Linked DNA regions of Homo sapiens: all the other regions are linked to region 4. A link is a contact called in ENCODE Hi-C or POLR2A ChIA-PET data. All regions are on one chromosome and are shown on one strand. Each heading gives the region's core, a stretch centred on a gene start or an enhancer-like site at or near the end of the contact. The rest is flanking DNA. Distances are from core to core; before and after follow the strand shown. Region 1 has its middle 23 kb from the start of COL9A2. Region 2 overlaps CTPS1 (CTP synthase 1). Region 3 holds the start of COL9A2 (collagen type IX alpha 2 chain). Region 4 holds the start of RIMS3 (regulating synaptic membrane exocytosis 3).

What was found. A loop is a pair of places that touch in the nucleus more often than their neighbours do. ChIA-PET counts read pairs that join two places held with the same protein, here RNA polymerase II (POLR2A). Pooled maps may share reads with other maps.
Region 1: a pooled map shows a loop between it and region 4 (4-fold over the local background). The contact joins the enhancer-like site here to the promoter of RIMS3 in region 4. A Hi-C loop is called at or near these places in 1 of 37 single-sample maps with no recorded cell type and 5 of 50 pooled maps. POLR2A ChIA-PET finds 5 or more read pairs at or near these places in 4 of 52 experiments (B cell, CD8-positive, alpha-beta T cell, Caco-2 and 1 more).
Region 2: a pooled map shows a loop between it and region 4 (7-fold over the local background). The contact joins the enhancer-like site here to the promoter of RIMS3 in region 4. A Hi-C loop is called at or near these places in 7 of 50 pooled maps. POLR2A ChIA-PET finds 5 or more read pairs at or near these places in 3 of 52 experiments (Panc1, RWPE1 and SK-N-SH).
Region 3: a loop to region 4 is called in a map of CD8-positive, alpha-beta T cell, with 4 times the contacts of the local background. The contact joins the promoter of COL9A2 here to the promoter of RIMS3 in region 4. A Hi-C loop is called at or near these places in 1 of 168 maps with a recorded cell type or tissue (CD8-positive, alpha-beta T cell), 2 of 37 single-sample maps with no recorded cell type and 6 of 50 pooled maps.

Annotation. Positions count from the first base shown.
Region 1 is chr1:40,336,395-40,344,130 of GRCh38, reverse strand. No RefSeq gene overlaps it. Among named protein-coding and RNA genes, the nearest start is that of COL9A2, 23 kb to the right of the region's middle. Within about 2 kb of position 5,275, at least 6 of the 41 ENCODE cell types and tissues checked have a DNase peak (open chromatin) inside an H3K27ac peak, as active enhancers do.
Region 2 is chr1:41,001,542-41,008,516 of GRCh38, reverse strand. CTPS1 (CTP synthase 1) reads right to left here. Exons shown (of 19, transcript NM_001905.4): 11 at 6,263-6,357; 12 at 5,341-5,403; 13 at 2,423-2,466; 14 at 972-1,068. Among named protein-coding and RNA genes, the nearest start is that of SLFNL1-AS1, 9.6 kb to the left of the region's middle. RefSeq lists a silencer at 1,294-1,494 and enhancers at 433-1,632, 4,377-4,526. Within about 2 kb of position 4,661, at least 12 of the 41 ENCODE cell types and tissues checked have a DNase peak (open chromatin) inside an H3K27ac peak, as active enhancers do.
Region 3 is chr1:40,315,721-40,323,560 of GRCh38, reverse strand. It overlaps COL9A2 (collagen type IX alpha 2 chain), which reads left to right and starts at 6,275. Exons shown (of 32, transcript NM_001852.4): 1 at 6,275-6,438. The coding sequence starts at 6,364. RefSeq lists enhancers at 6,144-6,780, 6,781-7,417 and a silencer at 6,591-7,100.
Region 4 is chr1:40,662,861-40,670,635 of GRCh38, reverse strand. It overlaps RIMS3 (regulating synaptic membrane exocytosis 3), which reads left to right and starts at 4,954. Exons shown (of 8, transcript NM_014747.3): 1 at 4,954-5,242. It overlaps LOC105378675 (a long non-coding RNA gene), which reads right to left. Exons shown (of 2, transcript XR_947238.3): 2 at 2,960-4,648. RefSeq lists enhancers at 1,466-1,515, 1,576-1,725, 6,686-7,343 and a silencer at 4,809-5,238.

The DNA of each region.
Region 1 (7,736 bases), core at 4,026-6,525, 330 kb after region 4:
AGCCATTGGAGAGTTTTAAGCAGGAGGCTAACAAGACTGAGTTTGCTTGGACAGACCACATCGGCTACAAGATTTAGAGGGGTGTGGTGGGGGGGGGGGGCAGAAATATGACCCCCCAAAGATGACCACATACGAATCCCTGGAACCTATGGATATGCTACTTTACATGGCAAAGGAGATTTTGCAGGTGTTGTTAAGAATTTTGAGATGAGGTGTTTATCCTGGATTAACTAGATGGGCCCAATGTAATCACAAAGGTCCTTTAAAGTGGAAGGTAGGGACAGAAGAGAGAGGCAAAGGAGATTTTACTGTGGAAGAGTGGTCAAGGAGATGTCACATTGCTAACTTTGAAGATGGAGGAAGGGAGCCACAAGCCAAGGAATGCAGAAAGCCTCTAGAAAAGAGAAAAGGAAAGGAAATAGACTCTTCCCTAGAGCCTCAGGAAAGGGGTGCAGCCCTGCTCACGTCTTGATTTTAGCCCCGTGTCATTCGGACTTCTTACCTACTGAGCTAGAAGTAACAAATTTGTATTGTGTTTTTTTTGTTTGTTTGTTTGGTTGGGGTTTTTTTGTTTTGTTTTTTGTTTTTTTTTGAGACGGAGTCTCGCTCTATTACCAGGCTGGAGTGCAGTGGCGTGATCTCGGCTCACTGCAACCTCCGCCTCCCGGGTTCAAGCGATTCTCCTGCTTCAGCCTCCCAAGTAGCTGGGATTACAGGCACCCACCACCATGCCCAGCTAATTTTTGTATATTTAGTAGAGACGAGGTTTCAACATGTTGGCCAGGATGGTCTCGATCTCTTGACCTTGTGATCCACCTGCCTTGGCCTCCCAAAGTGCCGGGATTACAGGTGTGAGCCACCATTCCTGGCCAGAAATTTGTATTGTTTTAAGCCACTACATTTGTGGTAATTTCTTACAGGAGTAACAGAAAACGAATACAGATTATGTTACTGCTGTAACAAATACCTAAACATGTAGAAGTGGTTTTGGAACTGAACTTTGGGAGGAGGCAGGAAAAACACTGAGGAGCATGATGGGAAAAGCCTGTATGGCCTTGATCAGACTGCTGGGAGAAATGTGAATGCTAACAGCTTGGACAGTGAGGACTCTGGAATCAGTAATGAGCAGAGTCAAGAAAATATCAACCAATTTAGAGAACATGAACGGACTTGGAAGAAATATGGCTGTTAAAGGTGCTATGGGTGACGGCTGAGAAAGAAATGGGGAATATGTTAGGGGAAACTGGAGGAAAGAGGATCCTTGGTACATAGTGACAAAAAGCTTATCCAGTTCCTTGAAGTTATATGAAACACAGAATTTATAAACAATGAACTTGAGGCCGGGCAAGGTGGCTCATGCCTGTAATCCCAGCACTTTGGGAGGCTGAGGCGGGTGGATCACCTGAGGTCAGGAGCTCAAGACTAGCCTGGCCAACATGGAGAAACCCCATCTCTACTAAAAATACAAAATTAGCTAGGCGTGGTGGCAGGAACCTGTAGTTCCAGCTACTAGAGAGGCTAAGGCAGGAGAGTTGCTTGAACCCCAGAGGTGGAGGTTGCAGTGAGCCGAGATCGTGCCACTGCACTCCAACCTGGGTGACAGAGTGGGGCCCTGTCTCAAAAAGAAAACAACAACAACAAAAAAACAATGAAATTGGGTAGTTAGCTAAGGAGATTTCCAGGCAGTGTTGAAGGGTGTGGTCTGGTTTCTTCTTGCTGCTTACAGTAAAATGTGAGAGGAAACAGATAATTTGAGAGAAATGTTTAACAAAAAATGAAACAGAACTTGATGATTGGGGGAATTCTCAGCCTATTCAGATGCAAAAGACGTTAAAATGATGAAATTCACTGTCAGGAAAGTGTGCTTTAGAGAAAAAGCCAAGAACGTGGCTGGACAACCTTTTGCTAATACCTCAGAAAGATCAAAAGGTCAGAGTATCAGGCCTGTAATCCCAGCACTTTAGGAGGTTGAGAAGGGAGGATCGCTGGAGCCCAGGAGCTCAAGGTCAGCTTGAGGAAACATAGGGAGACCTCATTTCTACAGATAACAACAACAACAACAACAACAACAACAAAAATTAGCTGGGTAGGTGGTGCTTGCCTGTAGTCTCAGCTATTTGGGAGACTGAGGTGGGAGGATTGTTTGAGCCTGGAGAGTCAAGGCTGCAGTGAACTGTGGTTGCACCACTGAATTCCAGCCTGGGCAATAGAGCAAGACACTGTCAAAAAAAAAAAAAAGTTCAGAGTATTCTGTCACATAAGAGGTTTTTTGAAGAGATTAAGTGTGAGACTCATATATCCCCTCAGCTACCTCAACAGAAGACAGAAATAGAAACGGGCTTATCAAGCGAAGATCTGCAAAGGAGCATTTTGTCTAATGGAGTGACATACATGAGAGATCCACGGGGTTCTTGAGAATTTTATACCAGCAGAAACACTTGAGCTTGGACTGTACAGGATAGAGAGGGTATGAAATGAAAGAAGGCTATAAGATCCCCCAAATTCTACAGGCAGGAAACAAGTTGATAAAACCACCCAGCTGCAGCCATGTGCTGAACCTTTCATGAAAAAGGAAGAATGACTAAGAGGACAGAGCTGTGATCCCAGAGGGCAGAGCTTTGAGCTGCAAAGTATTATTTCCAGGCTTTGAAACCTAATGGAGTTTGTCTAACTTAATTTTGAAATTGCTTGGGACTAGTGACTCCTCTATTTCTTCCTTTCTCTCTTTTTACATGGGAATGTCTATTAGTGTTATCCTATGCTAGACCCAGTATCGTATTTTGGAAGCAGAAGCTTATTTTCTAGTTTCACACGTCCACAGGTGGAGAGAAACTTTGCCCCAGGATAGATTATGCTGAGTCTCATCCAAAACCTAATTTAGATAATATCCATGATAAATCTGAAACTCTTGAGCTAATGAGATTTAAATGAGACTTTGAACTTTGAGTTGATACTTTAATGGGCTGAGATTTTTAGGGACCTTGGAATAAGGTGAATGCATTTTGTTCGTGAGACAGGTATGAATACTGGGGCCAGAGAATGGTCTGTGGTAGGCAGAATAATGATCTACCAAAGATGCCTCCAGAACCTGTGAATCTGTTACATTACATGGCAAAAAGGGACTTTGAAGAATTGATTAAATTAAGGATTATGAGACAGGGAGATTATCCTACATTACCTAATAGGCCCAATATAATCACAAGGTCCTTAAAAGTGGAAAGGGGGCCGGGCGTGGTGGCTCATGCCTGTAGTCCCAGCACTTTGGGAGGCTGACGCAGGCAGATCACTTGAGGTCAGGAGTTCAAGACCAGCTTGGCCAACACGGTGAAACCCCGTCTCTACTAAAAATACAAAATTATCCAGACGTGGTGGCAAGCACCTGTAATCCCAGCTACTCAGGAGGCTGAGGCAGGGGAATCACTTGAACCTGGGAGGCGGAGGTTGCAGTGAGGCGAGATCACACCATTGTACTTCAGCCTGGGCAACAAGAGTGAAACTCCATCAAAAAAAAAAAAAAAAGTGGAAGGGGAAGACAGAAGAGAGAAGCACAGGGAGATTTTACTATAGTATGGTCAGTAAGATGTAACTTTGTTGGTTTTGAAGATGGAGGAAGGGGAAACCAAGAAATGTGGGAAGCCTCTAGAAGGTGGGAAAGGCTGGGCAATGAGTTATCTCCTTGAGCCTCCAGAAAGGAACACAGAGGAAAAACAATGGAGCAAAACTGGAAGCAAGGAGTTAAAATAAGAGGCAGTTGCAATACCCCCAAGCAAAAGAGGATGGTATGCTGAATAAGGTAGGTGCAGTGGGGATGGAGAGAGGTGGATGGATTAAACACCTATGAGGTATAGTCACTGGGACAAGGCGATAATATTTCTCGGGGAGGAGAGAGGGAAGTCTCTTCTCCAGGATGACATCCATAGTTTTGGCTTATGCAATAGGGCAGAGGGTGGGACCACTGGCTGTGTAGGCCACACAGGAAGAGGAACAGGTTTGTGGGCAAGAAGATAATTTCATTTGGGACATGTCAGTTTGGTGGTGCCTGTGGAACATCTGAGAAGCAGTTGGATAAGCAGGTCTGAGACTCAGGAAAACATATAGGCAGCAGTTAAAGTCAACCCGATGGATAAGATGGCCCAGGAAGAGTATAAAGAATAAGAAGATAGGACAGGACCTTGTAGAGTGCTAAGTAAGGGTGTGCAGAGAAAAGAAATCTGCAAGGGGCCTGAGAAAGAACAGCTGGAGAGGTAGGAGGAAAGCCAGGAGAGTGTAGTTCATGTAAGCGGACACTAAAGCTTATCAGTGTTGGACCAGCACTGGGAAGGAATCAGATGGAACAAGTGGGAGGTCAGATGAAACCAGGGTCAGGATTGGCAATTCTGAGGAGTTTGGAGTTGCTCTGTTCTAGCTGGAGAGAGAAGCACCTGTGGGAAGCTGATGGTTGGTATTTTCTGCCAGGCATAAGAGGGCAGCCAGAGGCCAGGTGAGCAAACCTGTTTAGCACTCTGGCTCAGCCCAGAATGGGCAGCTGTTTCCAGGAAGGGGTTCTAGGTCGTCTCACTGTGCTGTAATTAAGAGACTCAGCCCCTGCCCCAACTTGCTCCACGGGACTGACCAGCTGTGTTTGCTCTTCTCTAGCAGGGAAGGGGGATCATCTGTCACCTACTCTGTTTTCTGAACATTCATCCCACTCCCTGCCTTTCTTACAAAGTTCCTTCTGCCAATTAACCGGGTGTGGTGGCGGGCGCCTGTATTCCCAGCTACTTGGGAGGCTGAGGCAGAAGAATCGCTTGAAACCGGAAGGCAGAGGTTGCAGTGAGCAGACATTGCGACACTGCACTCCAGCCTGGGCGAAAGAGCGAAACTACATCTCAAACAAACAAAACGAAGTTCCCTTCTGCCGAAAACAAATATCCAAAGCGTTCTGGGCACTGTGCTAAGTACTTCATGGTCATCAAGAGACACTATTCTCCCCATCTCACAAATGAGGAAACTGAGGCTTAAAGAGATGAAATGACTTGCCCAAGGTCACAGTCAGTATGTGGTAGAACCAGGATCCAAGTCTAGCTGAATCCAAATTCTAAGTTCTAACTCCCCAGAAACCACGACTGCTCCCTCGCTGGGTTCCCACAGTGCTTTATCTGCCTCTATGCCCGTTTCATCTCGCTAGCAGCTCCTGGAGAAAGGGGCTTTTAATTCGTCTTGTCAAGCTGTCATCATGGTGTGCTGCCGCAGAGGACCACTAGGTGCCGCCAGAGCACCAGCCAGCCTGATTTACTGCTCACCTGGAGTCGGTCTAAAGGAGCAACTGGTGGGGAAGGGAGCTGGGCCTTTTCTTCCTGCCCTGCAGCCCACCTCTCCTTCCTATCGGAGGTGGGAAGAAACGACTGGAAGATTGGAAGGTTAGAAATTAGAGATTTGGCCGGGCGTCGTGGCTCACGCCGGTAATCCCAACACTTTGGGAGGCAGAGGCAGGTGGATCACATGAGGCCTGGAGTTCGAGATCAGCCTGGCCAACAGGGTGAAACCCCGTCTCTACTAAAAATACAAAAATTAGCCGGGCGTGGTGGTGCACATCTATAATCCCAGCTGCTCAGGAGGCTGAGGCAGGAGCTGAGGTTTGAACCCACGAGGCAGAGGTTGCACTGAGTCGAGATGGCGCCACTGCACCCCAGCCTGGGCAACAGTCAGAGCTGGTCTCAAAAAATAAATAAATAAATAAATAAATTTAGAGATCTGAGGAGTGTAAACTGGAGCAGCCCAGGGCTCAAGTCAAACAGAAGATCCTAAGAGTTCTCTAAGAAAGCTAGAACCAGCAAAATAAAATATTGCGGCAAACATCTCCAGGCTGGGTCTCAGCCCCACTCCTCTGTCCTCCCTTTTTGTGCAGATCCTAAAATGCACAACCCTATGCTGTGGCTGTAGTGGAAAGTGGGGAAAATGTATGTTACTGAGACCTATCCAGAGCTAGAAACTGTGGGAAAACAGGTGTGTGTCCTTGGGGAAATCACTTCACACCTCTAAGCTTCAGTCTTCTTGTAAATAAAATGAGGATAGGCCCAGCACAGTGGCTCACGCCTGTAATCCCAGCACTTTGGGAGGCCAAGGTGGGAGGATCGCTTGAGCCCAGGAGTTCAAGACCAGCCTGGACAACATAGTGAGACCTCTTCTCTATTAAAAATAAATAAATAAATAAAATGAGGATAATCAAGGGACCTACCTCGTTGAGCGGTTGTGAGGAGTTAAAGACAAAATGCATGTACCACACTGATACAATATCTGTCATATAGCAAGTGCTTAATAAATATTGTTATAAACACAATAATTATGATAATATAAATATTTAAATGATAAGCATTATTGTTGTATTTGTCAGGATTCTCCAGAGAAACAGAACCAATAGGATATATATAGATAACGTAAGAGGAAATTTATTACGGGCGTTGGCTCATGCGATTACAAAGGCCAAGAAGTCCAATGATAAACTGTCTGCAAGCTGAGAACCAGGAAAGCCGGTAGCGTAATTTAGTCCCCAGTGGAAGGCCTGAGAGTGGGGTTGGGGAGGGAAACCGGTTCAAGAACCAGGAGCTCCGATGTCCAAGGGGAGGAGAAAATAGATGTCCCAGCTCAAGGACAGAGAGAATTCACCCTTCCTCTGCCTTTTTATTCAAGCCCTCAATGGACTGGATGCTGCCCACTCACATAGATGAAGGTGGATCTTCTTTGCTCTCAGTCTACTGATTCAAACGTTAACTCTTCCAGAAACACCCTCAAAGGCACACCCAGAAATAATGTTCTACCAGCTAATATCCCTTAGTCCAGTCAAGATGACACGTAAAATCAGTACACAAAATTAACAGTCACTGCTGGGCGTGGTGGCTCACGCCTGTAATCCCAAAACTTTGGGAGGCTGAGGCGGGAGGATCACCTGAGTTCAGGAGTTCGAGACCAGCCTGGCCAACATGGTGAAACCCTGTCTCTATGAAAAATACAAAAAAATTAGCCAGGCATGGTGGCGGGTGCCTGTAATTCCAGCTACTCTGGAGGCTGTGGCAGGAGAATTGCTTGAACCCAGGAGGCAGAGGTTGCAGTGAGCCGAGATCACACCACTGCACTCCAGCCTGGGCAACAGAGTGAGACTCCATCTCAAAAAACATTATAAGCAAATCAAAGAAAATTGAGGACTACCAGATTATAATTTCTGACCCATTATCTTTCACCCAACTTGGTCTTGAACAACTAGTAGCTATTTCTCAAATCCAATCCACCTTCAAGGTTTAACAAACAAATAAAAATATGTTCACACACCTTCAAAATAATCTGATAGAAGTTCTGAAGATAGGCTGGGTGAGGTTCACACTTGTAATCCCAGCACTTTGGGAGGCCGAGGCAGGCAGATCACGAGGTCAGAGGATCCAGATCATCCTGGCTAACAGGATGAAACTCCATCACTACTAAAAATACAAAAAATTAGCTGGGCTTGGTGGCACACAGCTGTAGTCCCAGATACTCGGGAGGCTGAGGCAGGAGAATCGCTTGAACCCGGGAGGCAGAGGTTGCAGTGAGCCGAGATCGTGCCATTGCACTCCAGCCTGGGCAACAAAAGCAAGACACCGTCTCAAAAAAAAAAAATTAATGATCACCATTAATAATAAGTGGTAGTTCTCGGCCGGGCGCAGTGGCTCACGCTTCTAATCCCAACACTTTGGGAGGCCGAGGCGGGTGGATCACCTGAGATC
Region 2 (6,975 bases), core at 3,412-5,911, 340 kb before region 4:
ACCTGCTCTTAACAACACAGTTTAGACTAATTCTTGGGCTTTTGACTCTTTCTGACAACACTACAGAAAGCTGTAACAGAAACAAGACTCTCACCACCACCCTCAAACACATGATTGCAAAGTATGGGCACTTTGCTGCTAGAAAACTGCCTTGGAAAGCAAATCAGGATGTACGAAACGGCAAGGCCCTGGGAACGTGGCAGGATGGGAGGCATTTTAAGAGCTGCACAGATGACCTCTGATGATCATTCAGTTCCAATCATGGTCATCAAAGGTCATCAGCCCTCAGTGGCTGCATGTGAACAAGCTGGACATTTGCGAACGGGCTGCTCTACTGACTCATTTCACAGTTGCCTCGAGATCCCCAAATCCACAGAACATCAGAGTTGGTAAGAGAAAGATCCGATACTCAAGTGACTCCAGCTATGCTGCTACAGAACGCCCAGACAGACACAAGGGTGCCTCTGCTAATACAGTAAAGGCAGAATTTTCCCAGTAGACAAGAAGGAAATCTGTGTAATAGTCATTTTCTTAACTATTTTCCTCCGAAAACTACCCTAAACCTTCAGCATCTATTAGTACTTTATTAGAACAGAATCTACTTAGGCTGAATCATATGAAATTGCCATCTTTGTGTGACAAAAATTGCCAAACATCAGCAATTGATATGGCTGGTCTTAATAGGAAAGTAACCGATAAGGATGAATGTAACCTCACTGCCTCATTCTGTTGAGGCGCCCATGCCTAGGAGTCTGACTGCACTGCCAGTGTCCTTTCTAAGACCCACACTGCTTCTATGGCTATCACAGTGCATCCTAAAAGGGTATGAATAAGAGAGGAAAGAATGAACTTCAAAAGCAAGAACGAAACCAAAAAAAGCCAGCCTGCTCCTCGAAGCCACAGCATCACCCTAAGACACGCGTCCTGGGCACGCAGAGCCAAAGGCTGGGCCAGCGTGAGGCAGCTCTTACTCATGACTGAGTTCTTGGTCTGGAACAGGGTTCTCCTCTTGCCCAGCCTCATGGTTCCGCCCATCTGCCCTGGGTTGTGTTCTGGCATGTCTACGACCTGGAGATGTTCAGAAAACAGACACCAACTACAGAACTCTGCTTCCGCTAGAGAGAAACCTCCCTCGCTGAGTGGGTGGCAAAGGCTTGTAAGTAAGCTCTAATTCTCCAGGCTTTCCTTATGAGACATTTTGTCACAGAAGAAAATGCCTCCCAGTTGGCATTTGTAACCTCGGTTGGGTGGAGGCTCCGTCCTTCAGCCTGTCCTCCTGATCTGCAGACAGGACCACAGCAGCCCCTCCTCAGGCTAGTCCCGCCCCAGCACTGTGGACGGTAAGCATCACTTCCTTAGAAAGACTGATACAGTAGCACAGACACGGACTGGATGTGTCATAACATGTCTGTCATCGCCCCAGCTAGCCTGATGACTGCTCAAAGGCAAGGGATGCAGGGCTAGCACCCTGCAGCTTAGCAAGCATCTGAGGACTGGGTGGGCCATGCACTGATGGCCCAGTCCACCTCTCAGCCCAGCGTTCCCAGGCACCTTCTGATTCCAGGCTCTCTGTGCCCTGTTCCTCCTGACCCCAAAGCCCCATGCTGCAAAACATTTGCTGGTCCACTCCTGAGGCCTTAGTATCAGCAAAGTTCAATTTCAGGTCAACAAACACAGTGATGCTGTCTAAGTGCCGTGAGATCAAGAACTTTGTCCGTCTCATTTAGCACGGTGTCCTCAGTGACAAGGGCAGTCCCAGCATATAGTACGCATTCACATTTGCTGACTGCTGAAAAACGTAAATAAGTGCCCTTCCCTTTACATCCCTGTCACCCTGGGCTGGGAATTCAAAGGTGATTAAAGGCATCGTCCCTCCTCCATGTGCCTAACAGTACAGCGGGCTGAGAATGCCACATGCCCTCGGCATGAAATCTAACGCAAGGTACGCCAGCCTGGAAAATCTTTGGATACGGTTAAGCCAACCAGTGCTCCAACCCAGCAGTTCTCCCAGGACTATGGCTGGGGATCCCATGAATTAATATAAAATATACATATGAAAGCAGTGAGAGCAGCGGCTGGCACACAGTAAGTACACATGCCAGGGTCTCATATTAGTATCTATACTGTGTTCTGGGAGTTGAGGGGAGTAGGGATGGAGAAGAATTTTAATCAGGAATCCCCTCCAGTTTCCTGGGCTGGTACCTGTCTTAAAAACTTTCTGTGGTCAATGAAAGATTAGGGAGGAATTACATAATGAAAAAGAAAAGTTTTTCCTCTCTGGTAGGTCTGAGTGCCCAAAACCTCAGGGTTCTTTGGGATGGACTCAAGCAGTCTCACTTCTTGTCTCTAATCATCAATCACGTTCATAAATGCCCCTTCTACACCCTTCTAAGCCCTGTGGAGGTTCAAACACTTGACTCACCACGGGATGACTGGTCGTAGGGTCAAACTCTGTAGAATTGGCATCTGAAATACCAAAATACTTGTTATGAAAATAGTTACAAACGAAAGTGATTAATAGTTTCATTGCTAAGCTCTAAACACAACTTCCCTCCTCAGTTTAAGATCAGTGATTAGAACAAAAACTAAAGATAGCATCCCCCTGACCTCATCCCCAGACGAGATCTCACTGTTGTCCAGGCTGGAGTGCAGTGGTGCGATCATAGCTCACTGCAGCCTTGAACTCCCAGGTTCAAGCAATCCGCCAGCCTCAGCCTCCCAAGAAGGTCAAACTACAGGGGCACACTACCACATCCAGCTAATTTTTTTTCATTTTTTGGAGAGACAAAGGCTATATTGCCAGGCTAGTCTCAAACACCTGGGCTCAAGCAATCCTCCTGCTTTGGCATCCCAAAGTACTGGGATTACAGGTGCAAGCCACCAGACCGGCAATAAATAGCATTTTTAAGACATAAAATACTCAACCCACACACACGTGAATTTTTTTACGTTAAGTATAACTCTCTGGAAAGTCAATCAGTACAAAATGGGAAAATCAAAACTAATGGCATAACCTAGTAATTTTTAATTAGATACTGTATCTTTGACAGTTTTTTTTTTTTGAGACAGAATTTCACACTTGTGGGCAACAAGTGTGGGCAGGCTGGAGTGCAATGGCGTGATCTCGGCACCAAAACCTCCACCTCCAGGTCTCAAGCGATTCTCCTGTCTCAGCCTCCCGAGTAGCTGGGATTACAGGTATACACCACCATGCCCAGCTAACTTTGTATTTTTAGTAGAGACGGGGTTTCTCCATGTTGGTCAGGCTGGTCTCGAACTCCTGACCTCAGGTGATCTGCCTGCCTCGGCCTCCCAAAGTGCTGGGATTACAGGCGTGAGCCACTGCGCCCCGCCTGTGACAGTTCTTATATTGTTTGTTTGTGTTTTAAGACAAGAGTCTCACTATGTCACCCAGAATGGAGTGCAGTGGCACAATCTTGGCTCACTGCAACCTACACCTCCAGAATTCAAGTGATTCTCATGTCTTGGCCTCCCAAGTAGCTGGGATTACAGGCGCACACCACCACACCTGGTTATTTTTTGTATTTTTAGTAGAGATGGGGTTTTTCCATGTTGGCCAGGCTGGTCTCGACCTCCTGGCCTCAAGTGATTAACCCAACTCAGCCTCCCAAAGTGCTGGGATTACAGGCCTGAACCACCATGCCCAGCCAAGTTTTTATATTGTCTTAATGTTTCAGACTCTTGTCTCTCTGAGATAAACAAGTACTATTTCTTCTATACTTCTTTCATCTTCAGCAGCTAATACAAAGCCCTACTCAACTGTTTCACTCAATAGCTCAGTCAGAAATGAACTGATTTCAACTCAACCTTTCTAACCTTCATTGAACTTACCGTCTAACCAAAGCAAAACCACTAAAGACCAAAAGGCAAAGGACCAAGTTCCTGGTACTATGTGAACGCTGGGCACTGTTCTCCTCCTGGCCTGAACCAGGGTCCAGTCTCAACTGAAGTGTAAGCTCATCACCAAAGCACCTACCCATTTGGGAACCTAAGTGAGAGGCAGAGGTCTGGGGCTGTGAAGGATCCAGGGAGACCAGAAAGCCAGCTCTGGGGTGGCGGGTGATAAGACAGTGCCTCTCAGGACTCAGAAGCCAGCACTCAAGGGCATGCTGTCTACCAAACTAAGCCACACCGCCAGGTCACTGTGAAGCAGCCTCTCAGGGAAAGGGTGAATGAAACCCAGCCCTAAACCATATGCTGGCCACCAGAGTCACTTGTTCTTTATAAAGTCAAACTGCTTTTACATTCCTTCAGGTTACTTTATTTTCCACAGAATTTACAAGGTCTTTCTGAAAATCTAGTATTTGTCGGGTGGGCTACAGAGAATAAATGGGCTGTGGTGGACCATTCCAGGGTGGCCCCAGTGCAGCATGCTCAGTCTTCACACCCATGTGTGTTCTCCTCCCCTGCCGGCTCGGGGCTTGGCCACGTGACTTGTTTTGGCCAACGGGACATCAGCAGGCCTGATAAGTGCCTGCATAACAGGCCTGTCATTTTGGAGTCCAGCTGCCCACCCTGTGTGAGGAAGCTTGGGCTGGATTAATGAATGATGAGCCACTAGGTGGAGACAGCATCTTGACGTCCCGGCTGGGCCGAGCTCACAGCTGAACACAAGGCAGGAGTGTGCCATCTCAGATAGTACACCACGTGCAGCTGAAACCCAGGCACTGAGCCAAACCACAGAATACTGAGATGAGAAGTCACTGCTGTTGGGAGCCACTGAGCTTTAGGGAGGTCTGTCACATAGTAATACACAGCTAGGCGAAGAGCTGATATTATCTGAGCATTTCCCTATTTTCCAGGCACTACTAGAGACTATTTACATACATTATCTCCCTTAATCATGTGAAGTACGTACCTTTATTACTCCCATTTTACAGAAAAAACGGAGGCCCATAAAGGCTAAGTAAATTGCTTAAAATCACCCATAAGCGGTAAGGTTGGAATCTGAGCCCAGTTTCAATAGCTCCAGAGCCCAGGTTCTCATAATAACTGCCCAAGCCTCACTTAGGACAAGGACTTCACACCAGGCACCAGCTTCAGGATGGTGGCCACGGTGATCAAAGTGACAGAATCTCAAGAACAGGAACACAGAGGCAGAAGGCAAAGGAGGGAGTCTGGCTGTGCTCCCTCCTTCCTGCATGGAGGAGCCGTGCTGTTCCTCAAGAGGCAAGGCAGCTCCCTTACGGCACACCATGAGGTGCTAGGAACCCAGGCCTGCCCTTCTCCAAAGCTCCTGATCACCCAGGCGGCAACAGGCCTCATATCCTCCAGAAATACACAAGCGGGAATTGAATGAGTGTCTTAATGCACGCTTACCTTGCCATCCCAGCACGTTTCTTGAGAATTCAACCACTGCCAACTGCATCCCTAAGCACACGCCTTCCAGTCGGGGGGAAAAAACAAACAAAACTCCATTGAAAAGGCAGCTCCTACTTTTCCCAGCAGCCTCTGCAATGGCCTTTGTGTCCTTTATTTGGAGAATTATAATTGCAAACTCATAACTTCCTGCTATGAACAAGTACTCTCTGCTGTTACACTTTACTTGTATTAGATTTCAAAAACTGCATGTAAAGTAGATGAAAATTCTAGATTTGCAAAGTTATCCGATTTTAGAAGTAAGTGATATTCTATTCAGTACTTTTTTCCCCCCAGACAGGGTCTTGCTGTTGCCCACTCTGGAGTGCAGTGGAGAGATCTTGGCTCACTACAGCCTCAAATTTCTGGGATCCAGCAACCCTCCTGCCTCAGCCTCCACAAGTGTTGGGTTTACAGGTGTGAACCACCGTGCCTAGCCTCAGTACTTTAAAATTCAAGTTTTCTTACCCTCTCTCATTAAGTTTTTATTTATAATTGTTCAAGTTGAAAATTACTAAAATGTACAGCACCAGGAGGCATGCAAAATCATTTTGTCCAATTACAGTCAGCTGTTGTGCCAAGTGAGCAGATATAAAACTCAACCTCACGTGTGCTACAAACAGCTGGGTTCATTAAATGGACAGGAATTCACAATTCATTCTCTCAAAATTCCACGACATCTACATGTAGCTCATAAGCATAAATAAGCTTTCCAAGACTGAATTTGTCTCTAAAGAGAAAACATGAAGGCTTCTACTTGAGCTCCTATCCACAAAGACAGCATGTTTCAGTAATCCCCCCACTTTGTTCATAGGCTCCCACGTGGCACCGTTCCCCACTCTTTCCTACTCTTAAGTGAAGACTGCACTGCAGAGCTCCTTACCCAAAAAAGGCTTTTTCTGATTCCGAGCCCAGGCAATTGCTTGGATTTTTCCTTCTGTTCCTCGAACACCAAATCCTCCTGGAACCAGCACTCCACTGCACAAAAGAACAAACCACAAAGGCAATTCCCCTTTTCTACCAGTCCAACTTGCAATAATCGCCTAACGGGCCATTACCAAGACACTGAAGCCATGAATTAACCCCATACATTGTGCTACTGTGACAATGAATTGTATGTAAACACTATCAACTTAGAAACTGCATATGAAACTATGGACTTTTCTTAGTAACTTAAGAACATGCTTATTGCAAGTGAAAAAGATAGTATACATAATTGTAATACTGCCACTGCACTATCTTTGGTACTGAGTTGTTCACAATTTTTTTTTCTTGAGACAGGGTCTCACACTGTTACCCAGGCTGGAGTGCAGTGGTGTGATCACAGCTCACTGCAGCCTTGATCTCCCAAGGAGCTGGGACCACACCCAGCTGGTTTTGTTGTTTTTGTTGTAGAAACAGGGTCTCCCTATGTTGCCTGGGCTGGTCTTGAACTCTTGGGCTCAAGCAATCCTCCCACCTCAGCCTCTCAAAGTTTTAGGATTACAGGCATGAGCCACTGTGCCCAGCCCAAAATTTTAAATACATATATTAATATTAACAATTTATCTTACCTCTTGGCTTAAAATGCTCCCCTAAGGGGGCCTTTCTTCATCA
Region 3 (7,840 bases), core at 5,026-7,525, 350 kb after region 4:
ATTTTTTGCTCTAGTCCCTAGGAGGGTGTGGCCAGACTCTGTAAATTGTTCCTTGGGAGAAGGGATGAGGCTGGGGAGGGCATGGTGTCTATGCTCCCTCCTGGTCTGGGACCTGGCCTCTTAGGTCCTCATTTTCAGGCTTGATCCTGCAGAAAAAATTACCATGGTAGGTGGAGCAAAAACAGACATTTGAGTTGCTTTTTTGTGTGTATCTTGATATGATCTTAAACTCTTTGCATTAATAGATTTTCTCATTTGAAACCGTTCTGTCCTTGCTCTGTTGCTGAGGTTGGAGAGCAGTGGCGTGATCTTGGGTCGCTGCAACCTCTGCCTCCCAGGTTCAAGCAATTCTCTTGCCTCAGCCTCCTGAGTAGCTGGGACTACAGGTGTGTACCATTATGCCCAGCTAATTTTTGTATTTTTGGTAGAGACAGGGTTTTACCATGTTGGCCAGGCTGGTCTCAAACTCCTGACCTCAGGAGATCCACCTGCCTCAGCCTCTCAAAGTGCTAGGATTATAGGCGTGAGCCAACGTGCCCAGCCCAATCTGTTAATATTTTATATGGGATTTTTGCATCTATGTTCGTAAAATAGATTGGCCTTTAATATTCCATTCTCTTACTGCCTATCACTGGTTTGGGTATCAAGTTTATATCAGCCCCATTAATGAGTTTGAGAATGTTCTTTATTTTTCTATTCTCTAAAAAGTTTGTAGAATATTTGAATTAGATATTCTTTTTTTTTTTTTTTTTTTTTTTGAGAAGGAGTTTCGCTCTTATCGCCCAGGCTGGAGTGCAGTGGCGTAATCTCGGCTCACTGCAACTTCTGCTTCCCAGGTTCAAGCGATTCTCCTGCCTCAGCATTCCTAGGAGCTGGGATTACAGGTGCCCACCACACACCTGGCTAATTTTTTGTATTTTTACTAGAGATTGGGTTTCTCCATGTTGGGCAGGCTGGTCTCAAACTCCTGACCTCAGGTGATCCGCCCACCCTGGCCTCCCAAAGTGCTGGGATTGCAGGCGTGAGCCACCGCGCCCTGCCAGGTATTCTTTTAAGTGTTTCATAGAGCTTGTCTTATTGATTTATAAGAGTTCTTTGTATGTTTTCCATATTAATGCTTTGTCTCGTAATGTATACTGTAAATTATATAATTTATATAATATATATTATCTAAATATATATTTAGATATGTAATTGTATATGTAATATATATATGTAATTGTAAATATACATTATAATACAGGTGTGAGCCACCACACTCGGCCAACATGGAGTTTCCTTATACAGAAATGTAGATATATGACTCTCAACTTTTCTGACTTTTAATTTTATCTGTAATTTTTATTGTAAAAAAACTTAAAAAGTGTGATAAAGTGTAGAAAAGTGTGATAAAGTCAACTTTAAGCATTTTTCTTATCTTTTTTAGGTTTTGTGTACTGCCCAGAAATGTTTTCCATGACAAAAAAAATTATTTTTTAAATTTATTTTAGGCCTTTTATAATTTGCTATCTTTATATATGGGCCCTCAATTAATTTGTTCAAGAATATAGTTTTGGTATGCTGATATAGAAATCTAAGTTGAATTTTTTTCTGAATATATGGCCAATTACCTCAACATCTAGTCTACCCTTTCCTCACTGCTCTTGAATTTAACCTTTATCATAAACTAAATATATATACTTTCATCATAGATTTCAAATATTATATATATATACATCTATGTTGCCCAGTCTTGAAATCTTGGGCTCAAGGGATCTTCCCACCTTGGCCTCCCAAAGTGCTGGGATTACAAGCATGAGCCACCATACCTAGCCATTTGTTTTTAAGTTTCTATTTTTATTTTTTGTGTTTTTAGAGACGGTCTTGTTCTGTCACCCAGGCTAGGATGTCATGGCTCAATCATAGCTCACTGCAGCCTCAAACTCCAGGGTTCAAGTGATCCTTCCACCTCAGCCTCCCAAGTAGCTGGGAGACACCACTACACCCTGCTAATTTTTTTTTTTTTTTTTGTAGAGAAAGGGGTCTCACTGTGTTGCCCCAGCTGGTCTTGAACTCCTAGCCTCAAGTGATTCTCCTGCCTGAGCTTTCAAGAGTACTGAGATTACAGGTATGAGCCACCACACCTGGCCAACATGGAGTTTTCTTATACAGAAATGTAGATATATGACTCTCCACTTATTCAGGGTCTCCCTGTGCTTTAAGAGTCCTATGCAAGAAGTACCTACTGAGGAGGCTGAAGTGGGAGGATCACTTGAGCCTTGGAGGTCAAGGCTGCAGTGAGCTAAGATTGTGCCACTGCACTCCAGCCTGTTTCCAAAAACAAACAAACACCCATATGCAATTGGCTGGAACCTCCAGTCCATGTCTTGTGGTCCAAAGCCTTCCCTAAAATTTATATATATATATATATATATATATATATATATATATATATATAATTTTTTTTTTTTTTTTTTTTAGACAGAGTTTCACTCTTGTTGCCCAGGCTGGAGTGCAGTGGCGTGCTTTCAGCTCACCGCTACCTCCACCTCCCAGGTTCAAGCTATTCTCCTGCCTCAGCCTTCCTGAGTAGCTGGGATTACAGGCATGCACCACCATGCCCGGCTAATTTTGTATTTTTAGTAGAGATGGGGTTTCTCCATATTAGTCAGGCTGGTCTCAAACTCCCGACCTCAGATGATCTGCCTGCCTCGGCCTCCTAAAGTGCTGGGATTACAGGCGTGAGCCACCTTGCCTGGCCTAAAATTTATCTTGATTGGCTCCAGCTTTAAGCTTCAGCTACCACTGGATTGGTTCAGTTTATAACCCCAAGTGTGGCAGGATGTATTTTCCAAAGATGGTTGCATCAATAATAAAAATTGCATCCCCAGGCTGGGTGCAGTGGCCCACACCTGTAATCCCAGCACTTTGGGAGTCCAAGGCAGAAGGATTGTTTGAGCCCAGGAGTTCAAGACAACCTGGGAAACATGACAAGACCCTGTGTCTACAAAATATAAAAAATTAGCTGGGTGCATGGCTGGGTGCAGTCGCTCACGCCTGTAATCCTAGCACTTTGGGAGGCCGAGGTGGGCAGATCACTTGAGGTCAGGAGTTGGAGACCAGCCTGGCCAATGTGGTGAAACCCTGTCTCTACTAAAAATACAAAAATTAGCCAGGCATGGTGGCAGGCGCCTGTAATCCCAGCTACTCGGGAGGCTGAGGTAAGAGAATTGCTTGAACCCGGGAGATGGAGGTTGCAGTGAGCCGAGATCACACCACTGCACTCCAGCCTGGGCAACAGAGCAAGACTCTGTCTCAAAGTAAAATAAAATAAAATAAAAAATTAGCTGGGTGCAGCGGTGCATGCCTGTAGTCCCAGCTACTCAGGAGGCTGAAGTGGGAGGATCAGGAGCCCAGGAACTTGAGGCTACAGTGAGTGGTGATTCCTCCATTGCACTTCAGCCTAGGTGACAGAGGGAGACCTTGTCTCAAAAGTAAGAAAGAAAGAAAGACATAAATAAATAAATTTTATCCCTTATTCTCTTCTTAAAATGTGACACTGGCTGGGCGCGGTGGCTCATGCCTGTAATCCCAGCACTTTGGGAAGACAAAGCGGGCAGATCACGAGGCGGGCGGATCATGAGGTCAGGAGTTCGAGACCAGCCTGACCAACATGATGAAACCTCATCTCTACTAAAAAGACAAAAATTAGCCGGGAGTGGTGGCGTACGCCTGTAATCCCAGCTACTCCAGAGGTTGGGGCAGGAGAATCGTTTGAATCCAGGAGGCGGAGGTTGCAGTGAGCTGAGATTGCGCCACTGCACTCCAGCCTGGGTGACAGGGCAAGACTCCATCTCAAAAAAAAAATTAAAAAATGTGACATTAACATTCATCCTTGAGGTGGGGTCTCTGTTCCCTCCCCTTGATCATGGGCAGACCTTTGCAATTGCCTCAACAGTAAGAATGTGGTGAAGGTGCCACTGCATGACTTCCAAGGACGGGTCCTGAGTGGCAATTCTCTTCAGTCTGGTGCTCTCCTACTCCCTCTGAGCTGCTATAGAGGATGTTCAGCTACCTTGAAGCTGCCATGTTGGAGAAACTTCATGGAAAGCCCACAAAGAGATAAAGGAGAGAACTGTCCAAGCAACTCCAGCTGTTCCGGCCCCAGCGGTTGAAGGCTTCCCAGTACTGACATCAGACATGTGAGTGAAGAAGCCTTCTAGGTGACATCAGGCCCAGCCACCATCTGACTATGACCTTATAACAGACCCCAGGCCAGACCGAACCAGCAGAGTCACTCTCAAATTCCTAATCCAAAGAAATTGTCATTTTAAGCTGCTGAATGTTAGGGTGATTTGTTATGGTGCAACAGGTAATTAATACATCAATGTGTGCTGTCCAGACTGTGAAACTCATCCTCTTTCCATAATTTCCACACACAAAAAGAAAACTTACTCACACAAGGCCTTTCTTGTGGTTAGCCCACAAAAGATGGAGAGATAAGTGATGTGAAACAAACAACTTAAAATTGAATTTGGACATCCCAGTTCTAAAAATCCTTTATAGGTTTACCCCACCCACCCCAAGCAATGCCCACCATCCCTCTCTTACATCCTCCTCCTCTTGCTCTCATCTTCCAACAAACTTCAAATTCTTCTTCACTCTGTTAGGCAGAGCAATTACATTCTCTCAAGCTCTTTCTCCCAAACTCAGCTCCAGGACAACCTTTCAAAATCCAGAGCCCTTTGCTAACCTGCCCAATGGAGTTGGACTTTTCTAGCTTCAACTAGGTTCATCATTTTAGCTGATCTGCCTGTGGCCAGCTTCCCCACATTGGATGCCAACCTAGTAAAACAGTCATCCATAAATCATAAGGAAAGCTAAAATGTATCAAGCACCTACTATGTGCTGGTTCGAGGTTAAATGCCTCGCATGAGTCATCTCATTCAATTTCCACAAAAACCCTTTAAGATAAGGACAATTTGCTGGGCACGGTGGCTCATGCCTGTAATCCCAACACTTTGGGAGGCTGAGGCAGGCAGATCACCTGAAGTCAGGAGTTCAAGAGCAGTCTGGCCAACATGGCGAAACCCCATCTCTACTAAAAATATAAAAATTAGCCAGGCATTGTGGCTCATGCCTGTAATTCCAGCTACTCGAGAGGCTGAGGCAGGGGAATCATTTGAACCCGCGAGGCGAGGTTGCAGTTAGCTGACATCGTGCCACTGCACTCCAGAGCCTTTTAAGACTCTGTCTTAAAAAAAAAATATATATATATATATATATGGACTATTAGTATCCCCATTTTACAGATGAGGAAAATGAGACTTCATAGAGTTTGGGGTGCCTGTGGTCATATCTATAATTGTGAAAAAGTCAGATTCCAAAGCATTTTACCAATATTGCCTAAGTGAGTGGGAGGGAAGGGAAGGCTCTCTGGAGTCGGGCTATGCTGGACAGCGGGGTTCGGAAACTCTGGTGAATAAAGTGGTAGTTGTTTCTATGAACATGGAGTGAGAAGGCCCAATCCTAAACACACCAGTGCTTAAGGCAGCTGCAGAGAATTAAAGGCAATAGAAAAAGGGGAGCTGGATGGCAGGAGCTTGGATGGGGAAGACTTCAAGGGCAGGTGAAGATGCCAACAGCTTCCTGCCTGGAGGACCGAAGAAGGGTTGGGCTTCACTGCAGACCTCCAGGAGACAGATTTGCTTGTTGGGACAGAGTAGGGAGGTGAAAGCGAGGTGAGGAAGTTCGGGGGTGGGGGAGGTGCACACAGCTCCACTAAAGAGCTGGAAGAGGCCGATGGAGTATTCATGAGACGGCTGATCCAGGAAGGACTGTGGCATATTAATATGGAAAAGGCCTGTTTGTTTGTGCTTGGAGAGGAAGGAGCCAGAGGAGAGGGGAGCAAGGTGGGCGGGAGCTGGGGAGAGCCTGCAGCAAGATCTGCAGAGCCCGAGGTGCTCTCGGCCTGGGCCCTGGAGAGGACGTAGGGTAAGTGATGGGGCACAGGCTGTGCGTCAGGGGGAAGGTGCTGGGGCCTGAAGGTCCCGAGGGGAACCTCAGACGGCCTTATGCCTTCTCACAAAGAAACTGGACCATCATCTCCGACCCGCACCCCGGTCGCCCCTCGAGGACAGAGGGTGGGCGCAGGAGGCTGGACCGAGCGGGGCGGAGCTGGATGCCTGGCGCCGGCCTCCCTCCCGGCAACCCCGCCGGTCCTCTCAGGTGACAGCTCACGCCGGCCCCCGCCCCGCCCCCCGCATATTCAGGAGCCCCAGCCCACCCTGCCCGCGAACAGCCAGCGCTGGAGGAGCGCCGGGAGACTCTGCCGTCGGTGCGTGCGCGGACACGCACCCGTCCCCCTTGGTCTCGCCGCCAGCCATGGCCGCCGCTACGGCCTCCCCCCGCAGCCTCCTTGTTCTCCTCCAGGTGGTAGTGCTCGCTCTGGCGCAGATTGTAAGTTTCGCAGCCCCTCCGCTGCCAGGGTCCAGGGTGCGGGGTCTGGAGTCCGGGATGGAGGAGCTCTGCCTGTGTCCCGCGCCTACTGACACCCCTAGCCCGAGAGGCCACCTGAGGACAGCGCCGCGGGCAGGTCCCCTCGGTGGGTGCATACATGGTGCCCATCGCGGCACCGTGAATGGAGGTGGCTGAGCCGGAGAGTCAAACGGGACCCGTCCCCAGACGCGCGGCCCGGCCCGGGACAGGCAGCGTGGGGCAGGAGCTGGCGCCCGGTCCTGGCAGCCCGGGGAGCCCAGGTGGCGGGGCATACAATGGTGCTCATTCACCCGCTGCGCAGCCTCCGCCCCCGCCGCCTCCCAGGGGGCGCCGGCTCCAACCAGACGCCGCTGTCGCCCCGAGGCGGCCTCTCGGCCCTGCCCGCCTACCCACGTCTCCCTTCCGAGGGCCGCCGGGGGCTGCGGGCGCGCGGGTAGGGCAGAGACTGGGCCCGGTCGGGTGCTGGGTGTGGTTTCGAGCTCGCCTGCGGGGCGCCAGCCTGGCACTTCGCGGCCTGGGGAGGTCGTGGGCACCGGGACCCCTGCCTGGGTCCGAGCTGGCCTCTTAAAAGGGCCGCCTTTTAAGATCTCTGATCTGTTCAGAGATGGGCAGCAGGATGGAGACTCTCCAGCTGTGAGCTCGCCTCATCTTGATATGACTTGTGACCTCCCTGAAACCTCACACCCACCCAGGGGCATTGAATTGCAGGCAAACGGGATCCAGAGAGAGGGTCTGCTTTCTGGGAGGTGCCGGCTCCTCCTGCTCCCCTGCAGCAGTCAGGGCTTAGCAGAGGGAGGACCGGGCAGCTGTGCTGCCGAAGGGGCGCTCCGAGTGGGAAGATAGTACCCGCTTCACCTCCCTACACCTCCTTTCTCTGCGCCTCCCCCACTTTCCCGTCGGGTTTTCCCGCACCATGGGGAGAGGAGGAGGCGCTGTCTCTGCCTGTCGTTCACGTAAGAACAACAACCCGAGCCACCGCTCACTGAGGGCCGGCAGCCTGCTAGGCACAACCTTACATTCCATCTGTGATTTATTTGAGCTGTCCACGTCTCCATCTATTCCCCACCGCGACCGCGCAAGGGCAAACTGGCACAGTGGAAGGAGTCGGGCAGATCCAGGGCGGACTCCTGGCGCCGCCGCCCACTCTCAGTGACCATGGACCCTTCACGTTCTGAGCCAGTTTCTTCGACTGCAAACTGGGGCCCGTAATAGCGCCCGCCTCCCGGTTCTGAGTATTCTGTAAGATAATGAATGCATGTAATGGCACACAGTGCCTGCTATACAGAAGATTCTCAATACGTGGGAGTTCGCGGAAGAGCTGCGCCCCTAGGACCCCGCTCCCAGGGTCGCTTGCAGCCCCGGG
Region 4 (7,775 bases), core at 3,705-6,204:
GGTAACAGAGTGAGACTCCATCTCAAATATATATATATATATATATATATATATATATATAAAATTATAACTAACACTTATGGAAAATTTATATCCTAAGGTCTGTTCTAAGAACTTTACACATATTAACTCATTTAATCCTCATAACTCTAAATATTCCCATTATACAGACAAGGAAACAGAAACTCAGAGAAGCAACTTCAGGGCCTTTGTGTAAGCTCTTACCCATCCTTGGCTTGTTGATCTGGCTGACTGCTATTCAAGCTTCAGATGGGATGCCTTGGGGAGCATTCAAAGATCTCCCTGTCTAGGCCAGTCCCTCCCATAGCATCTAACCCAGTTTTTATTATACAATTATTTAGGGGGTGATTTGGTTCATGTCTGTCACCCCCATAGGCTTTAAATTCCATGTTTTGCTCATAATTATATCTTGAATATTCAACATATAATAAATACTTGATATTTGTTGAATGAATCAATGAAAAGCATTTTCAGTAAGAGAGGGGATGTGGTCAGATTTGTTTTAGAAGGATTTCTCTTGTGTAAAAGTTTGAAGGTGGTGAGACCAAGTCACCAACAGCAGCTGAATTCAGGAGTGACAGGAAGGCAGGCTGGACTAGAGGAGAGGCAAGAGGGATGGAGAGAAGTGGGTGAACCTAGGAAGTATTTAGGAAGCAAACTGGATGGCTCTGATAATTAAGTGGATAGAAGTGAGGAAGAGGAAGGAATCAGGAGGGACTCCCAAGTTTCTGAGAGCACCTTGAACTGGGGTGAGAAAGCATCTGCAAAGGAGGCAGGTTGGGTTGGCAGAGCAGGCTGTCCCTAGACCCAAGCAACTGAAACATGGAAAAGCTTTCAAAAAAATCTTTGCACCCAAACTCCTTAGCTTGGTCCTGGTGTACTTTATTCAGCCCCATCTGTGGTCTACCCCCAAACTCAGAGCATATAGATCACTGCTCCTCCCCCAAGCCCCACTTGTCATCCAGCCCACCTTAGTAAGTGCCACCCCACTACTCTCTCTCCACAAGATGCAGCTTGGAGGACGTCTCCTCTGGGATCCCTCCCCACTGCCCCCACCGCTTCCTGGGGTGAATGAGTCCTCTGTAGCCATCAGGATTCGCTGTATCAGGAGTGTTCCTCTGCTGTCACCTCTGATGACTATTTTCCTCAATTCAGAATCCCCAGCACCTGCAAAAGGCCTGGATAAAGGTAAACCTCAAAAAAGTTTGTTTTATTGAATTTTCCCAAAGGTTTGGCTTTATTACATTAAGAGCTGAGGCCAGGAATGTGGCAGTAAATTCTGGTGCCACCACTTAGAAAGACAAGTCACTTTTTTCAAGCCTCAGTTTCCGTCCATCAAATGGAGATAAGAATACAGTGCACCTACCTCGAAGAGCTGTTTTGAGGGGAAAATGAAATATGCTAGGTTAAGTGTTTAACACAATGCCTGGAACATGGTTAGTTCCCTCAAAAAATTAGCTGTTATTTATTTATTTTTAAATTCTCGCCTTGATGCTCAGAAGGGGCTGAGCAGGAACAGAGGATTGCAGTTCTTAGGATGGCCACGCGAGGGAAGTGGTGAGCAGCCTCCAGGAGGACTTCGGCTCGGCTGTGCCAAGGCACCTGCTGAGGACCCAGATGGCCCGCCTGGGGTTTCCGGGACTTCCCGGCCCCTAAACATGTGGGCGCTGGCCAGAGCGCCGCAGGAGAAGCCTCTGCCAGGTGCTCGGTCTCGACTCTCACAGCCCCAGCCATCCCTCCTGCTCGTCCCCGTCTCGGCTTGGAGGGGCTGGCGGGCAGGAGGGGACAGGGTAGGGGGCAACCAGGATATATCCCCTCCGTTTTGTCATTTGTCTTTCAAACTGACTTATGGCCATTTCTTCTGTATAGAAGCCTTGTAGTCAAACATTTCCATGTTTTCTCTTATGGCTTCTAGGTTTCATCATGCTTAGAAAGTCTTTTCCATCTCCAAGATTATTAAAATATTCACTCATGTCTTTTTTCTGATACATTATGGTGTTAAATATGTGGTCCACCTGGAATTTATTTCAGTGTCGAATAAGGGCACAGCTTTTTGTAATTTCCCCAAAAGACTTGCTGGTTATTCCACCCATTTGATCTCCGCCACCAACCCCCCCCCCCCCGCCCACAACCCCCTACCAACTCCGCCCCCCATTTGTCTGAAGTGCTGTCTTTTATTCATTCATTCATTTAGAGACAAGGTCTTGCTCTGTTGCCCAGGCTGGAGTGCAGTGGCGTGATCACAGCTCACTGCAGCCTTGACCTCCCAGGCTCAGGTAATCCTCCCACTTCAGCCTCCCTGGTAGCTGGGACTACAGGTGTGTGCAATCATGCCCAGATAAATTTTTTTTTTTTTTTTTTTTTTGAGACAGAGTCTTGCTCTGTTACCAGGCTGGAGTGCAGTGGTGCGATCTCAGTTCACTGCAACCTCCGCCTCCTGGGTTCAAGCGATTCTCCTGCCTCAGTCTCCCAAGTAGTTGGGACTACAGGTGCATGCCACCACACCCAGCTAATTTTTGTATTTTTAGTTGAGACAGGGTTTCACCATGTTGGCTAGGATGGTCTCAATCTCTTGATCTTGTGATCCGCCTGCCTCGGCCTCCCAAAGTGCTGGGATTACAGGTGTGAGCCACCGCCCCCGGCCACAAGTTTTGTATTTTTTTATAGAGACAAAGTTTTGCCATGTTGCCCAGGCTAGTCTCAAGTGATCTGCCCGCCTCAACCTCCCAAAGTTTTGGGATTACTGGCATGAGCCACTGTGCCGGGCCTGAAGTGCTATCTTTATCATACATTGAATTCCCTTGTGGGGCTGGATCCATTTCCATACTCCATTTTGTTCCACAGATCGGTCTAGTCCTGCTTCAATACCATACTGCTTTAAATACATTGACTTTATAGTATGTTTTAGTATCGGGTAAGACAAATCCCTTTTCATTACTTTTCTTCCTGGACTTTTTATTCCTGTATGTTTATTCTTCTATATACACTTAAGAATCAACCCCCTCTCCACCCACCTCCCATCCAGTCCTTCTGGTAACCAATATAGAACTTTGAAGATACTGAAATTATATGCAAAATATACATTGCACATCTCCAGAGAGATAGTGCTAAGTTTTCATCAGATGTGCAAAGGGAACCCCTGGTTTACCTGTCTCTGTGAAAGGGGCCAGGGAGGAGCACACAGGAAGCCTGATTCCTCTCTGTGCTCCCACCCCTCACCTCCACCCTCGTTCCAGGTCCTGCCCTGGCCTCCATCCCACCTCCCCTAATCTAGTCCCCCTTGCTGCTCCAGAGTAACCCATTCTACCACCCAGGCCCTAGTCCAGGCCTAGGCCTGAGGTAGAATAGCTGATAACAAAGCTTTAATTAATATGTAAATATAATCAGGAGCCCCAGCTCCACCTCTGACCAGCTATGGAACGCACTTTGAGGCTTTTCACATTGTAGGGCCTCAGTTTATGCTTCTCACAGACCAGGTGAGAAGGGAAGGCGTAGGATGACTATGCCTCCTAGCAATCCCCAGGAGGATCCTTTAATCCCAATAATTTTCCTTTTTCTCCCCACCTTCCCACTCCCCATTTACTTTTTTTTGAGACAGAGTTCCCCCTGTCACTCAGGCTGGAGTGCAGTGGTGCGACCTCGGCTCACTGCAACCTCCGCCTCCTGGGTTCAAGTGATTCTCGTACCTCAGCCTCCCGAGTAGCTGGGACTATAGTTGTGTGCCACCACACCTGGCTAATTTTTGTATTTTTAGTAGAGATGGGGTTTCACCATGTTGGCCAGGTTGATCTCGAACTCCCAGCCTCAAGCAATCCACCCACCTTGGCCTCCCAAAACACTGGTACAGGCATGAGCCACCGCACCCAGCTCCCATTTACATTTTAATTCATGCCCTCAGCAGGGAGACTACTGGTTTTACATGCCTCCAGCAAATATTAATTATTCTGTCCTCTCTGTCAGTGGGTGGAATTCAAAACACTGGAGCCCAAGAGTGGAACTGACCAGTCCTAAGCAAGGTTAAATATACAAGTTGGGGCAGGCACGACCCTAGGAAAGACTTCATACAGTATCCTCCCGGGCTGCAGAAGAACCCAGGACTCCAGGAGTCTATTTGGAAGTTTATATAGGCAGATGCCAGGCCCTAGAACAGAGTTTCTCAACCTCAGAAACCTGCTGACATTTCGGGCCTGACAATTCTCTGGCGCAGGGGCTGTCCTGTGCATTGAAGGCGTGTAGCAGCATCCCTGGTCTCTTCTCATGAGACGCCAGTAGCAACCTCCTCGTTGGGAAAACCAAAAATGTCTCCAGACATGGTCGAATGTTCCCTGGGGGGCAAAATCGCCCCAAGTTTAAAACCATTGCTCTAGAAGTAGAGAGCGCAGGGGAAGCAGGTTAACTTGGGCTTCAGGGCCGGCCACTCTACTTCCTTCTGTCTGAAAGGGACATTATAAAGTCTTTCTCTTCATACCAGGCACTTGGGCAAGTCTTTTCTCCTATCTGAGCTTCAGATTTTCCATCTGTAAAATGGACTTGACGTTTGTAAGTCGTTTCTTCTCTTACCATCTGACGTTCCTGGAACTGCTTCAGGGCAGGGCAGGGCAGGGGGCGCCGTGGTGCCTGTGAGGTCCTGGGAGGTGCCCCAAAGAAAAGGAAGGATGAGAAAGAACAGATAGGGTAGGTGGTGGAGAGGGGAGGCCGGGCAGGAGGCAAGAGAGTCCTAGGGACACGGAGAGGAATGAGGCTTCCCCAGACCCCGCTTCTTGGAAGCCTCATTAATGTAGGTCCCCCAACCACAACCCGGCAAGCCAAACTCCCCGGATTCCCCTAGGCCCCGCCCACCACCAAGGTCCGGCCCACTGGCCCCGCCCATCCACGCGGCCCCGCCCCCGGCAGGCCCCGCCTCCCCTTCGCCTCCCGCCGGCCCAAGCTTGGGCTTTGCACCCGGCGGCGACTGAAAACGGTGGCTGCTGCGGAGCCGGCAGCGCAGGCGGGCGGAGCGGAGCTGCCCCCGTGGTGGCGGGCGATGCCCCCGTGAGCCTCCCTCGCCGCCCCTCCCCGCCCCGCGTGCCTATCCACTCGGAGTCCGCGCCAGCCTGGGGCCGGGCCGCGCCTACTGCCGGGTTCGCGGGGCGGGGTCCCGGGGCAGCACCTGCCCCGCCTTGCGGAGCCGCCTCGGCCTGTGGAGGCCCCCTCCCTGTCTGGACCCCGGCCCCACCTCCGGGTAAGTCAGCAGGCCTTGCTCGCCTGGGAGTGGACGTGGGGAGGGGGCTGCAGAGGTCTGGAGGACCACGGGGGGAGGGGGGCTCTGGCCATGAAGCGCAACGTAGGTATGTGAGTGTGCAGGGGCGGGGGTGGGGGGATGAACACAGGGTGTGAGAGGGCTCTGGGGAGGGGACTAAGGGATGAGAGAGGGACGTGGGGTGTTTGGGGAAGCCTGGAAAATGGGGAAGGGGGCCCAGAGTCTTGAGTTCTTTGCTGATGCTCAGAGCTCCTGGGGCCCTGGTCTTCAACAGCATTGCCTGGCATGGCATTTTTGGAAAGTGCTTAAAATCCCTCCTGGAAAGGGAGCTGGAAGGCAGCCTGCTTTTCTCCCTTCTGCCTGTGCCCTGGTTGAGAAGCAGCCACTTTTTCCTCAACGTGACACCGTTGTGGTGTCCAGAGGACCCCCTCCACCCCATAAAAGAAAAGGAGTGCTGCTTACTCCAGCCCTGGGGTGGGAAGAGGGGGCTTTGGGAAGCTGGGAATGCAGTTGGTCAGCAGCATGGTGCAGAGCCCAGGGTTCAGGGAGGCTTGGCAGGACCCTTGATGGGCAACTTGGGCATGCTCTCATTCATAGGGAGGAGCTCTTCCCTGACTGGCCGCCTGGGTACCTGGACTCCATGTCCCCATCACCTCTGGACAACTCAGCCCTGAGGAGTGGGTTTCTTCAGTGTCCTGGTCCTGAAGGCTCAGGAAGGATCCTGGAATGGGGTGGGCAATGGCATATCAAGGCTGGAGAACAGGGGGCATTGGCTGGCACTGCCACTTGGGGCCTGTTTCAATGTGGTCCTTCAGGGCTTGGACACCTGGGTGAATATGTGTCCAACCCTAGCCCCAGGGGTGTTATCAGGATGTAGGGAAGAAGGCTGCTGCTCCTTTGGTCCTGTCCTCTATCCATGATGACTTCTTAAGTCTGGGTTCCTTGGGTTTGGGGCCTGAAGTCATGGGAGGAGGATTGGGCCTGGTCAACAAGGGGTTAATGAGCCATCTCCCCCACCCCACCATAGTTGCTGCCAGCCACCAATTAGTCTGTAATCAGGCAGCTGCCAACTGTCCCTGGGGGCATGTGGGTAGCCTAATGGGGCATTCTTGGTTGGGAGGCGGGGTGGGTGGGTTGGCAGGGATGTGCTGGGGAGGTGACCCATGTGCCCTGTGCTTAAACCAAGCACCATGCCCTTTGTTGTTTGTTTAGGGCCCACAGACCCCTTCCCTGCCTTCTGTTCCTGACTGCCTTGCTTAGGGACTTCCAGCCCTGGGGTTCTACACTTATCCGACCCTTTGCAGGGTATGAAGCCCAGAGTTGGTTAAACTTGGCTTCAAACCCAAGCTCTGCCACTTTCTGGCTGTGTGATATTGAGGAAATCACTTCCCCTCTCTGAGACTCTTTCAGTAAAACAAACCCAGCTGCTATGTGGGTAGCAGGAAGGAGTGAGTGAAATGGTGGATTTGAGCTGCGCAGCACAGTGCCTGGCACTCAGGAGGGCTCAGCAGCTAACTGCTGAACTCATGAGCAACCCCTGTGCCAAGTACTTGCTGGGCGGGCGTGCAGGAGCCAGGTGCTGAGGACCCAGCAGGGACCACGGTCCCTTCTCCCAGGGCATGTGGTCTGTGTCACTGTCTTAACTATTCTCTCTCCCTCCCTCCTTGCTCAACGACGCTTCTGGTCTCTGGACTTTAATTGGATTTTACTGCGCAGAACCCAGGCCTAAAGCTGCTACTCTCTGGGCTTCCCAACTTCCTGCCCAGGTGCTGAGCTCTGTGGGGTCTGTCAGGGGTCTGGGTGATGTCTGCAGCTGCAGTAGCAGCTGGCCCTTTAAGGAGGGAAGAAAACAATTATCTGGCCTGGGCATTGCATCAGCTGGAGCCTGGAGGGTCCCTGGGGAGGGGGGAGCAGGCTGGTGGTTGATTTCATTAGTGCCATGTGAGAACTCTCACCTGCCCCACTCCCCAGCCACAACCTTCTCCCCCAGGCAACAGCTGCCTCAGTGCCTCCTCCCACTCCAGGGGCACCACCTTGGAGAGGTCTCTGTGTGTACCCCCCAGTCAATGTCATGGGCCCCAGAAGAGGAGGGAAGTGTCTCTCACATTGGCCTTTTGCTGACTGTGGCACTGTCTCTCCTGTTAGCAATCTGCTGACTTGGGGTGCAGGGTGCGTCTCCTGTACTGGCATTTTGCTGACGATGGGGGTGTTTCTCCCACACTGGCATTTTGTTGACCCAGGGGAGGAGTGACTTCTACACTGTCCTCACTGACAGTGGGGCTGTCTCCTACACTGGTATATCACTGACCTCACAGAAGAGCTTTACCAGCTGGGGTGTGTGTGAACTGAAGGCGGAGGTTAGAAACAAGTGCTCTCTGGTTGGAGGTGAGCTTGCTGGGAATGGTGAGTCACAGGGGTTGTGTGGTTTGGGGCAGAGAAGAGACCAGGCACTTGGGCATCAGACAGACAGGATTCAAATCTAATGCCTTCCGCTTCCAACCTGTTACCACTTCAG